2 separate regions of the Mus musculus genome follow, and region 2 is linked to region 1. The links are chromatin contacts, found by Hi-C or POLR2A ChIA-PET in ENCODE. All regions are on one chromosome and are shown on one strand. The core of a region is the stretch at or near the end of the contact, and the rest is flanking DNA. Distances in the headings are between cores, read along the strand shown.

Region 1 (5,144 bases), core at 1,729-4,228:
GGATCAATATTCCTGTCTTGAGTGACAAGAAGGAACTGTTCAGAGACTGAGGAAGTCCTTTTTTTTTTTTTTTTTTTTTTTTTTTTTGGTTTTTCGAGACAGGGTTTCTCTGTGTAGCCCTGGCTGTCCTGAAGTCCATCTTTTTTTTGCCCATAATTGGATGACAGTGATGTTATGATCAAGCCAGACCAGAGATTTCCACCTTCAACCCGCCCAGGTACGTAGGACCTCCCACTAGGCCTCTGGTGATGAAGAAAAGAGAGCCTAGGCCTGGTTGCCAGCTATTTACACCCAGATGTGAATTCCCCCTCTGTCCCATTAGACGTATGCACAGGTTTGCAAGTCCTGGTGTGGCTTTGGGTCTCTAAACGCTTGCTCAGTAGAACCAGAGCCCCATCCAGCAGCAGGATACCTCGGCAACAGGATGAACAATGCCTGATACAGCTGGTGTGCGGAGCCACCACGACACTGTTCCACTTGCCAAGGCTGGGTACTGGCATATGCCCAGGGAAGAGGTTAGATCCTGAGGGGTTCTAGGGCAGACATGAGTTTGACCATCCATGGGCTCTAGGATTAGGATGTCAATAGAGGTTTCTAGGAAGTGTCCATGTTGTGGGTGGGGGAATTCTGAAGGGATTTATTTGCTGACGAAAGAGCTAAGAGGCTGCTTTTGTTCCTCTTCAATGGTAGACAAGTATGAAGTAAAGTCAAAAGCCAGGCTGATGGAGGCTCTAGGCATGGCTGCTGTACAGCATGCTTCCCAGAATTCCTTCGGAATCTTATTCCAATATCCATTTCCCACTATCCCTATGTGCGACATCATGCTATTGGGAATCTGACCCATTTTGCAGTGTCTGCCTTCACCAAACAGACTCAAAAGGAGAAGATGATACAGTTCTGTCTCCAAAGCCTGGGCAAGCGAGAATCAGAGTTGTGCTGTGTTTAAATAGGAAGGGGAGGGGGGAGAAGGCCACGAGAAAAATGAGTGTGGTGGTATCATGGGAAAGAGCGAGACAGGAGGGTAGCCTCTTCGGGTGGGGGTTGTCACCTAATGAACACTTCACAGGGCTTGGCCTAGCCATCAGGGAAGGCTCTCTGTGGAAAAGGCATTGAAGATGGATATCCAAAAGATTTTTGTCCCACTTCTGCCCTCATAGTCAGCTTCAAGGTGGAGTGGACAGCCTGGGGCAGCTAGCTCCACACTATAGTATTCTAGAATGTGAGTCTTAAACAAAGGATACAGTAAAACACAGGTCTAACCCCAGCTAAGTACCCAGGTGAGTCAACATTTAGGACTCCAGGAAGAACTGCTTAGACTCTTGTGGGAGCCCAGACGAGAAATTCTGGTCTGCTTGTCAGTCTCGGCAGGTAATGAACAGCTCTCAGCCCGGGGCGTACACAAATCATGAGCCGAGGTCCTGGGATAGGTCACTCTAAGCCCTGCAGGGGAAGTGACTGGGAACATCCAGTCATGCCAGCAGGTGAGAGGGAATTACAGGTGTGATCTGAAGAGTGGTTGGGCTGGTTGCAAGCCTGCAACCTGCCCATGGAAAACTGGTTCCATTTGTAACAACTGTCAACTCCGCCCCCCACCCCCACCCCCCTTGAGCCCAGAGAGGTAGGCTAGCTAGACAGAGTTTGGGGGGAACTGTCAGTCTTGTTGACCTGCAGAAGCCTCCCCAGACTCTGATAGACAGTAGCGAGGCTCCTTATGCTTTATTGGAAGACAGGCATTAGGCCGGGATGGTTACAAACCTTCAGAACCAACATCAGAGTGGACACTCCAATCAGTCCTGCGGTAATCTAGGTGGGATGGACAGCAAAGAATACGAGGCATGGGTAGATGGGAAAGGAGACTTTGAAACACAATGTAACAATGTTGCTTCGATAGTAACATACACTGGGAACATAGACCTATGGAAGTCTCTCTCTCTCTGTGTGTGTGTCTGTCTGTGTGTGTGTGTGTGTGTGTGTGTGTGTAGAAGAGCTAAGAAAAAAAAGTTAAGAAAAAGAAGAAGAAACAACAACAACAGCAGCAAAAAACCTAAACCCAAACCTAGCCTTTTCTATCCCTGTAACCATTAGAAAGAAAATGAAGTCTAAATTGTGTTCAGAGCCGCTGGGACAGAGGAAGAGAGGCAAGAATGGAAAAAACAGGCCGTAAAGATGCCAGGACTCCTTAAGCAGAAACATCTGTTGAAGTCATAAGACTCAGGGCCGGTCAGGCTCCTAACAAACCCAGGAAGAGGAGAGTCTGCACTGGATCAGGATGCCCCTTGTGTCCTGCGCAGGCCCCTGGGACAGCATACGTGCAAGCAGAAGGGATACCTTCTCCAGAGCTCCACCTGGCCTGGCTCCTGGCAAGAGAGGAAAGAAGAGGGAGGAGCCTGGGGCAGCCAGGGGGCAGAGATGGCACGGCAGTTTGGAGTGTGTATTTATTTAAAGCTTTAGCTTACTGGGGCAGCCTGGGGAACCACATGTCTAAACTTCTGCAGCTGAAGGAGGGGGAAGGGAGGAGCTGCTGATCTCAGGAGCTGGGGGCTCTGTTTAATTTTTGCAAATTGTAGCACCTTCTCTTATTTGTGCCTTCAGCTTGAGCCAACTATCTCAGGCTTGCCCATTTTGACAGTTACCAAAATGGCAGGTCCCATCTCTCAACCAGATAATACTCTCTGTGCCACATTCCTGCTAAGTAGCACCTCATTTAACCCTCTGGCAAATGTGCCATTGCTGTTGGGGGGAAATTATATATATATATATGTATCGGTCTTCAGGAAGGTTCTTGTATGAATACTACATTCCAGAAGAAAACTGAGGCCAGACACTGTTAAGGGACTCCCAGGTCTCCCAGTCATACACTCCAAGAACCATCCAAGGAGCTGCCTCTCTGTCCTCCCATGAAATGAATGTGAAAAGCAGCAGCAGCCAAGCACTGCCGAGGGAACAGCTGTGCTCAATCAGCCCAGCATTCATGCAAACCTCGAGAGTCCGTCCCCCCCACCTCCCATCCCCTGTGGCTCATTCATCTATCTCTATGCTCCATATCATCTGCCTAGGTGTACAGATGGAACCACAGCCACAGAGCATGCCACCTCCTCAGGGAAACTACCAAGCCCCCCCACCCTCCCCCCAGCTCCACATACACACCACTGTCATGGCAACAACATCCTGCTGTCTCTCAAGGAAACACAGGTAGTGAACGAGATGAAAACCAGACCCCACTTTACTTGCTTGTGGGAAGTGGGGAAGGTTCTGGAAGACTCCATTGGGAAGGCTAGATTTGATTTCTCTTCTAGGAGCTTCCCCTTCAGGCTGGCCAGGCCTGGAACTTTCATCGACATAGCTATGTTGTCTACATTAGACAGCTCCCTGGGACCCATATTTCACATTGAGATGAAAGTATACATGGGTACAGTTGGAAACAGGGTTCATGACTAGGGGGCTAATAATACTCACAGACAGCACACAAATGTGACAGCTAGAGGAAAAGCTGAAACCCCAACATCAGGGTAGGAAAGGCTACTACTATTAATGGTCCTTGAACAATTCTGGGATGCTATCATTCATGAGGTTGGGGCCTGCCGGTGTGGGTCCCCTGCCTCCATCAACCCCACGGGGTAGGTAGTATCACACCTACCCTAAAGAGAGGGAGCTGCAGGCAGAGGGCTCACTTCTCCTTCTGCCACATATTGCCAAGTGCAAAACTGGAACCAAAATCTGTAAGGCTCTTTTCTGAGTACCACTGTATCACAGACTGTGATGTGTGTTATGGTACCTAGTGGGCCCCTGCAAGCTCACTCCCTGATCCAGTGGGGTCTGTGGTTCTTCATGGAACAAGCAGGAGGCAGACTCCAGGACCCTACCATCTTCTTTAACACTCCACTCTGACAGCCATTTGGGTTGGTGTCACTCTTTCTCTGGAGTAAAGCTTTCCCACCAGGATCTAGGATGGACCAAGGAGCCCACAGCATGCAGTTGGTCCCACATGGTCTCACTTGGCTGCCTGTTAAACCCCAACACTGGGACTGAGTCACAGATGCCAGCAGGGACCTCTTCAGTGAGGATCAGAAGGCCATGACAGGAGACAGCTGCACCCTGGGGGCTCGGATAAGACTTTGATATGATTTTGTTATCTCAGGAGATGGATGTGATGAAATCTCTTTCAGATGGTCTCTCTCACAAGATGGAGAGAATCGCCCCACCCCTGACCAGCAAACAAATTAAGAGTCTGCTGCTTCAATCTCAGTGGAAGCAAGAAACAAGGCAGTGTGAGGCCTGTCTGCATAGGTATGAGTGCTCAAACCTATGAGCTCAGCATTTGGAAAGCTAAAGCAGGAGCCTTTCTGAGAGTTTGAGGTGCCCTGGACTATAAGATCCTGTTTTATATACGTGTGTGTGTGTGTGTGTGTGTGTGTGTCTGTCTGTCTGTCTGTCTGTCTGTGTCTGTCTATGTGCTCGAGCACACACACACACACACACACACACACACACACACACACACACACACGCGTGCGCGCTCAGAATCATATATGTGTGTGTTTAAAATCAATTATATATTAAAATATATGAAATATTTATTTATTTATTTTAAGGCAAGGAGATGCTTTGTGTGAGCCCTGATAACTAGAGTGGCTAGAGTTCCTGGTTCTACTCCATTTAAGAGAACTGGAGAGAGAGAGAGAGAGAGAGAGAGAGAGAGAGAGAGAGAGAATATGAATCTTCTGGCCTTTTAGTTCTAGTCCAGAGTCTTCATTTCATCAGGGCTAGCTCTGGATTTCAGAGTCCAATTCTTTCAAGAGGGCTGGAGTGAGCTGCATTCCACAATAAGGAGGGTCTAGGAGAGGCCTGGGGTCCGGATTTTCTTCAAAGCATAAAACTAGGCTAGGAAGATGACCCCCCTCCTCCAAATGCCCCAGTCCCAGAAGGATCTTTATGGCTCTCTTGTCCTCTTTTGCTTCTACAGAAGGGTTTCTCTGACAACCCATGTTAAGAGGCCATCCGGGTATAGGCATCCTGCTGGATACTGGCATGCAGCCCAAGAGTGGGACTCCCTGGCTGCTGGCTCTGTGGAGCTCACAGCTAGAGGGAGCTGACTTTTTATCCAGTAACTAGCAGTCTGCAGGGATTGTAGTGATGGGTATCCA
Region 2 (5,144 bases), core at 1,878-4,377, 200 kb before region 1:
ACCCTTTCAGACCCCCAACCCCTTCCACGCTCAGGCTCTCAGCAGCCCCACCCCACCCCTGGAAACTTTTCTCAGACTCAGCCACCACCGCAGCCAGCTCCCTTTCCTGAGAACCTCTGTCATAAACAAGGCAAGGCCCTCATTTGCCTGCCTCTCCGCCCCCACCCTTCCTCACCTAAGGGAGCCTCAGTTATAAATATGGGGGTCACACCTTATACTCATATTCAGCACCTTTCATCTGGGGTGCTCCTGCAGGCTGAGAGGCTAATTAACCTTCTCCCTGGGTAGGGTGAGTAAGAGCTGCCGTCCCAGCCTGGGAGCGGCCTAGCACACATGGGGCTGGCCTTCCTGGGGAGAAAGAAATAGGGTGAGCTGACATCTCCGGCCGCCTACCTCTCCATACTCTTTGTCATGGGACTTCCGCACACAGATCCCCATTCTCTGGCTCATAATGAAGGCCATTTATTGAGTGCTTACTATATGCCTAGGGCTTGCTAAACTTCCACCTATTAAATGTTAACCACATGTGCTGAGCACCAGGGCGGTTGTGAAATTGCACTCGTGGCTCCCATGATGGGGCTTGACTCCCGGCTTGCCAGAGGCCAGTACTTCCACACATGACCTCATGAGAAGCCCTTAGTGCCTGGCACCGAGTCAGCACCCGAGAAGTGATCATTATTAATCTTCAGAATCTTCCGACGAGGCAGAATGCTGTGCTCTCCCCATTTCCCAGATGAGGCAACTGAGGCTCAGAGAGATTAAGTTACTTGCTGCTGGAGATAACCCAGAACTGGTTTTGAATTGGAAAGTGACTTACTTTGTTTCTTTGTTGTTGTTGTTGTTCTTATGTGTTCCTCTCCCTGGCTCAATGGGCCTGGAATCCATGGACTCCCCCCCCCCCGCCCCCCAAGACATAACACTGGAGTGGTATGGGGGCCCTAGATAAACTTTCCTGTCTTCTTTATCCCAGACTGAGTGCTGGGAGGCTGAGCTTAGTTATCCTGATTCCCCCATTCTTCTGATGAAGAAAGGGTTATGCAGGGTGCAGGGACCAATAGAGAATGTTCTCCACAGAAGCCTGAGCAGTAGACAGGCAGAGGCTGTCTGTCCCATCCTCATCTTCAGCTTGGCATGGGCACCCTACAGGCAACAAGCATCCTGACAACAACATTTGTGGTTGCTGTGTGCTAACCCGGCCAACCCTAGAGTCATTAGGGAGGGGAATAAATAGGAGGGGTGAGAACCGAGACTCAGGGAAAGATAGCGTGTCCCCCTATCTGCTCTCCAAAGTGCTTGGAGCGGCAGGGCAAAGCTAGCATGAGCTTGCACGCATCCTTTGAGGTCCTCCTCACATGTTGGAATTGTGACATCAGCCCCAAGCATACAACAGGCCCTTAACAATGTTCACAGAAGAAATTGGCCCCAGACAAAACATGAACTGCATGGGTGGGAAGATGGCACGCTGTCTTCTTACAACTGCCCAACGCATCTGGTTATATCAAATATGATTCTCCCTCAGGCTTCAAGGAAGGGCTGAAACAAATCGGACTCAGTCAGTGAGAAGCCCAGGAGTACCTGGCTAGGGTTCCTAAAGGTGAGGTAGCATTCTGGGTGTGGCTAAGATCTTGGGTCCCAGGGTCTCTTCTTAAGAGGGAGGTCCTGGGTACCAGATGTCTGGACCTTGCCCATTGGTCTCTCTTCTGTTCCCATAGCTTTGTCCTTCAGCCTTTGGATGGGTGGCAATGCTCTGGTCCCCTCTGCTCACCACACCCAGCGCTTTCTTGGGTTCTCTCCAGGACCTTCCTGCTCCCTTCTTCTAGACCCCTCTTTAGAATTTCCACAGAAAGGCCTTTTGTGACAGCTTCCACACAGCCCAGTATAAATCACACATGCTCCTTGATTCGCAGTGAAGCCCTGTCCCAACAATCCCTTCAATGAACTGAAAAGGCCAGGTAGCGTGGAGAGTACACCTGCTTCCGTAACGTACCAGACGTCACCACTGTGCCATGCAGTACACTATAGACCACTGTCTGCTTCCCACTCACGACTGTAGGAACTTCCCGCAGAAGAATACTGTGTTTATTGCTAGTCCGGGGGAAAACCCAGAATTAAAAATTCAACTGTGGTTTCTACTGAATGTATATTATTTATGTTTCACCTTACAGGTGAAATTATGATAAACTGGGGACTGTTTGTAGTTCCCTATTTATGTCTTCTTTCAGTGCCTTAATATTTTCCTCTATAAGAACATGGAAACTTTTCCAAACTGGGCCTGGTGAGATGGTTCAGTTTGGTGAAGGTGATTCACAGGCCTGATGATCTGAGTTTGGTTAGAATCTACAGAATCCACATGTTAGAAGGAGGGAATCCAGTCTTGAAAACTGCCCTGATTTAAATAACTATATAAAATATATACACACATATACATATATGCATATATATTTTATAAGTGAATTAAAACTTTTTCAAGGGGCTGGAGAGACGGATAAGCAGTAAAGGTCATTGGCTACTCTTCCAGAAAACCCAGGTTCAATTCCCAGCACTCACGTGCTTACAACCTTACAAGCTTACAGCCATCTGTAATTCCAGTTCAGGGGATTTAAAAAGTCCTCTTCTGGCCTCAAAGTGCACTGCAGGCACACGGTACATAGAAATACATATAGGCAAACAGCCGTACACTTAAGATTTAAAACTTTCTCAAGTGTCATCTTAGATTTGTGAAATTATCCCGCTAAGTGCCATATGGTTGAGAGCTCCATCAGGGTCCTCTGTGCTCTGTCTGCATACTGTATACTGGAGTGGATGATAGAACCCTGGCCTAAGTAAGTGGGCTGAGCTGGTAGATTCAGGACCAGCGGCCAACAGCAGCAACATTCACCCTGGAATGCCATAAAATACAAACTCTGAGTTGGAGTCCGACCAACAGATGGGAAGACGCCTAGGGAAGTGTGGTGTACGCTTTTGAGAACCCTGTAGAAAGGGTCTCAGTGCCCGGTGGTCCAGGGCAGTTAGGATGGCCCCGCGTGTGCCATTCGGCACACTGGCCAGTGGAGGGCAGTGTTGCCACGCCCATCGAACGACCTCGGCTGCTTGAGCGGCGTGAAAGGCCGGCTGGGGAAGACCGGCGGGGCGGCCGCAGTCTGCTCGCCCGGGCGACAGACGCTCCGAGATGCCGAAGGGCCAGCAGCGGCCCCGAAGCTCCGGGCTGGCCGCGCTGTCGCTCTGCCGCGCCCCGGTCTCGAAGGTTCGCGAGGCTCCAGGGCGCAGGGGAGGAGGCTCGCTCGGGCCGGCCGGGGCAGCCTGCCAGAGAGGGCGGCGGAACCTTGACCGCGGCCCCGGAGGCAAAGGGCAGCCTCCGCGTGATGCCTCGGCGAGCAAAACAAGCCGGCCATCTTGGCGCCCTTAACCAGCTCCTGGCCGCTCCGGGCGCGGCCAGGGGTCCGGCCACCGAGCCCCGCGGCGGGCCTGGGATTTGGAAACCGTAATGCCATGGGCGTGGGGAGGAATTTCTAAGAACGGGAAGAAAACTCGAGGCCCTGGCACGTTCCCTGGGGTGTTTGGAAATGCCATCAGTTAGCCATTAGTAGGCAGGGCCAGCGCTTCGGTCAGTGATTGGATTTGTCCCAGTCGCCTCCTAGTTCTTTTTGCCCTATATTCAAAGAGCTTAAAAGTCATGGGTGGTTGAAGTAGGTCAGAGTGATCACCAGGCTGTTGTTGCCTGGCAGCCCAGTGGCAGGGTCCGAGACAAGGTGGTATTCCAGTAGATGCCCTCGGGCCGTACCAACCCAGGGTCAAGGACTAGCTGCTCCAGTGCTATATGTGATCAGCTCATTTCCAGTTTCTCAATCATTCTGATGTCATCCGAGGGACAGAAGACCCCACGGCTCCTCCTCTTTGCCTAGTTTACACATCGGGGTTGTTCTAGCATTTGTAGTTTTCAGGTTCTAGAATATTCTTTTCCTCTGTCAGCCCCCACTAAGAAGCTTTCTTGATTTCCCCCTTTGTTTCCAGTGAAGGTGCCTCTTCCTGGCTAGCCCACCTACATGCTGTCATCACTGGGCTTCTGCAACTCTCAGTCTTTGTGGCTGCACCCTTCCCTTCTGAATCCTGAGGACCCATGAGTGTCAGGCCCATCATGAAATTGGTCGTCTTACTGGGTACGTAGGTCATGCAGGAACGGGTCCTTGCAAGAGGACTACCAAGCGACTGAATAGGTTTTAATCTGGATTGGGGCCTAGGAGTTATTCACAGGTGTTTTGAACCTTCAGCACAGGAGTATGTATAATGGTGTTTCCTTAAGCCCTGTAATGGAATCCTTTTGTGTGTTTACTGAAAGTTATTCTGAGTAGAACTGTCAGGGTGTGTGCGGTAGGAACCAAAACCATAGGTGTGAACCAGACTGAGAAGATGGGCCCTCAGAGCCCCCTCTGTGCAATTCTGTATGGCTTGGGCTATGGGCAAAGGGAAGACAATCAGGCTGGCAGGCTCAGGACCAACTGAAGACCGGCCTAAGCCGGTGGTTCTCAACATGTGGGTCGCGCCCCCGGGGGGTTTGTCAAAGGACCCTCGGAAGACACAGATATTTACATTATGATTCACAACAGTTGCAAAATTACAGTTATGAAGTAGCAATGAAGGTGATTTTATGGGTTGGGGGTGTGTGGGGGTGGGTCACCACAGCATGAGGAACTGTGTTAGAGAGTTTCAGCATTAGAAAGGCTGAGAACCGCTGGGCTAAGTGCTTGGCAAGACTTGGGGTGTAGGCTGAGGGTCCCAGGAAGAGGCAGGAAAGAAGAGCTTGGGACAGCTTGGAGAAGGTTTATGCCTACGGAGAGATCCTTTCTTGTTCCTTTTAAAAGATGAAACCCAAAGTTGTCCCATGAAGGACTCCTGAAAACCCCTTTCAAGCCTCGGCCACAGATGATCTGCGGAATGCTCATTAAGGGGGAAACAAAGAGGTGGTTTTGTTTATTTATTTAAGGGGAAAAAATAAATGAGCTGTGACAAAACAATTTGAAACCAGGCCCTCTGAGACCTGGGCTTTCACTTCCTTGATGGGAAGTGAAACAGAGAATGAATCCCCCTCCAAATAAAAGTGAAGTTAATAATCAGACAAGCTCAAGCCCTGGCCACATCCTGTGTCA

The links. Hi-C counts contacts between places; a loop is a spot of excess contacts on that map. ChIA-PET counts read pairs that join two places held with the same protein, here RNA polymerase II (POLR2A).
Region 2: a loop to region 1 is called in a map of heart, with 2.4 times the contacts of the local background. The contact joins the promoter of 2310015A10Rik here to the enhancer-like site in region 1. A Hi-C loop is called at or near these places in 1 of 37 maps with a recorded cell type or tissue (heart). POLR2A ChIA-PET finds 5 or more read pairs at or near these places in 2 of 5 experiments (both embryonic stem cell).

Annotation. Positions count from the first base shown.
Region 1 is chr12:79,926,310-79,931,453 of GRCm38, reverse strand. All of the region lies in intron 1 of Gm51985 (a long non-coding RNA gene), which reads right to left. It overlaps 9430078K24Rik (RIKEN cDNA 9430078K24 gene), which reads left to right. Exons shown (of 4, transcript NR_131074.1): 2 at 103-217. Among named protein-coding and RNA genes, the nearest start is that of 9430078K24Rik, 7.4 kb to the left of the region's middle. RefSeq lists an enhancer at 4,602-5,144. Within about 2 kb of position 2,978, at least 1 of the 3 ENCODE cell types and tissues checked has a DNase peak (open chromatin) inside an H3K27ac peak, as active enhancers do; it is heart, where a contact is called at or near this core.
Region 2 is chr12:80,130,827-80,135,970 of GRCm38, reverse strand. 2310015A10Rik (RIKEN cDNA 2310015A10 gene) reads left to right here and starts at 3,127. Exons shown (of 3, transcript NR_033514.1): 1 at 3,127-3,244; 2 at 4,012-4,157.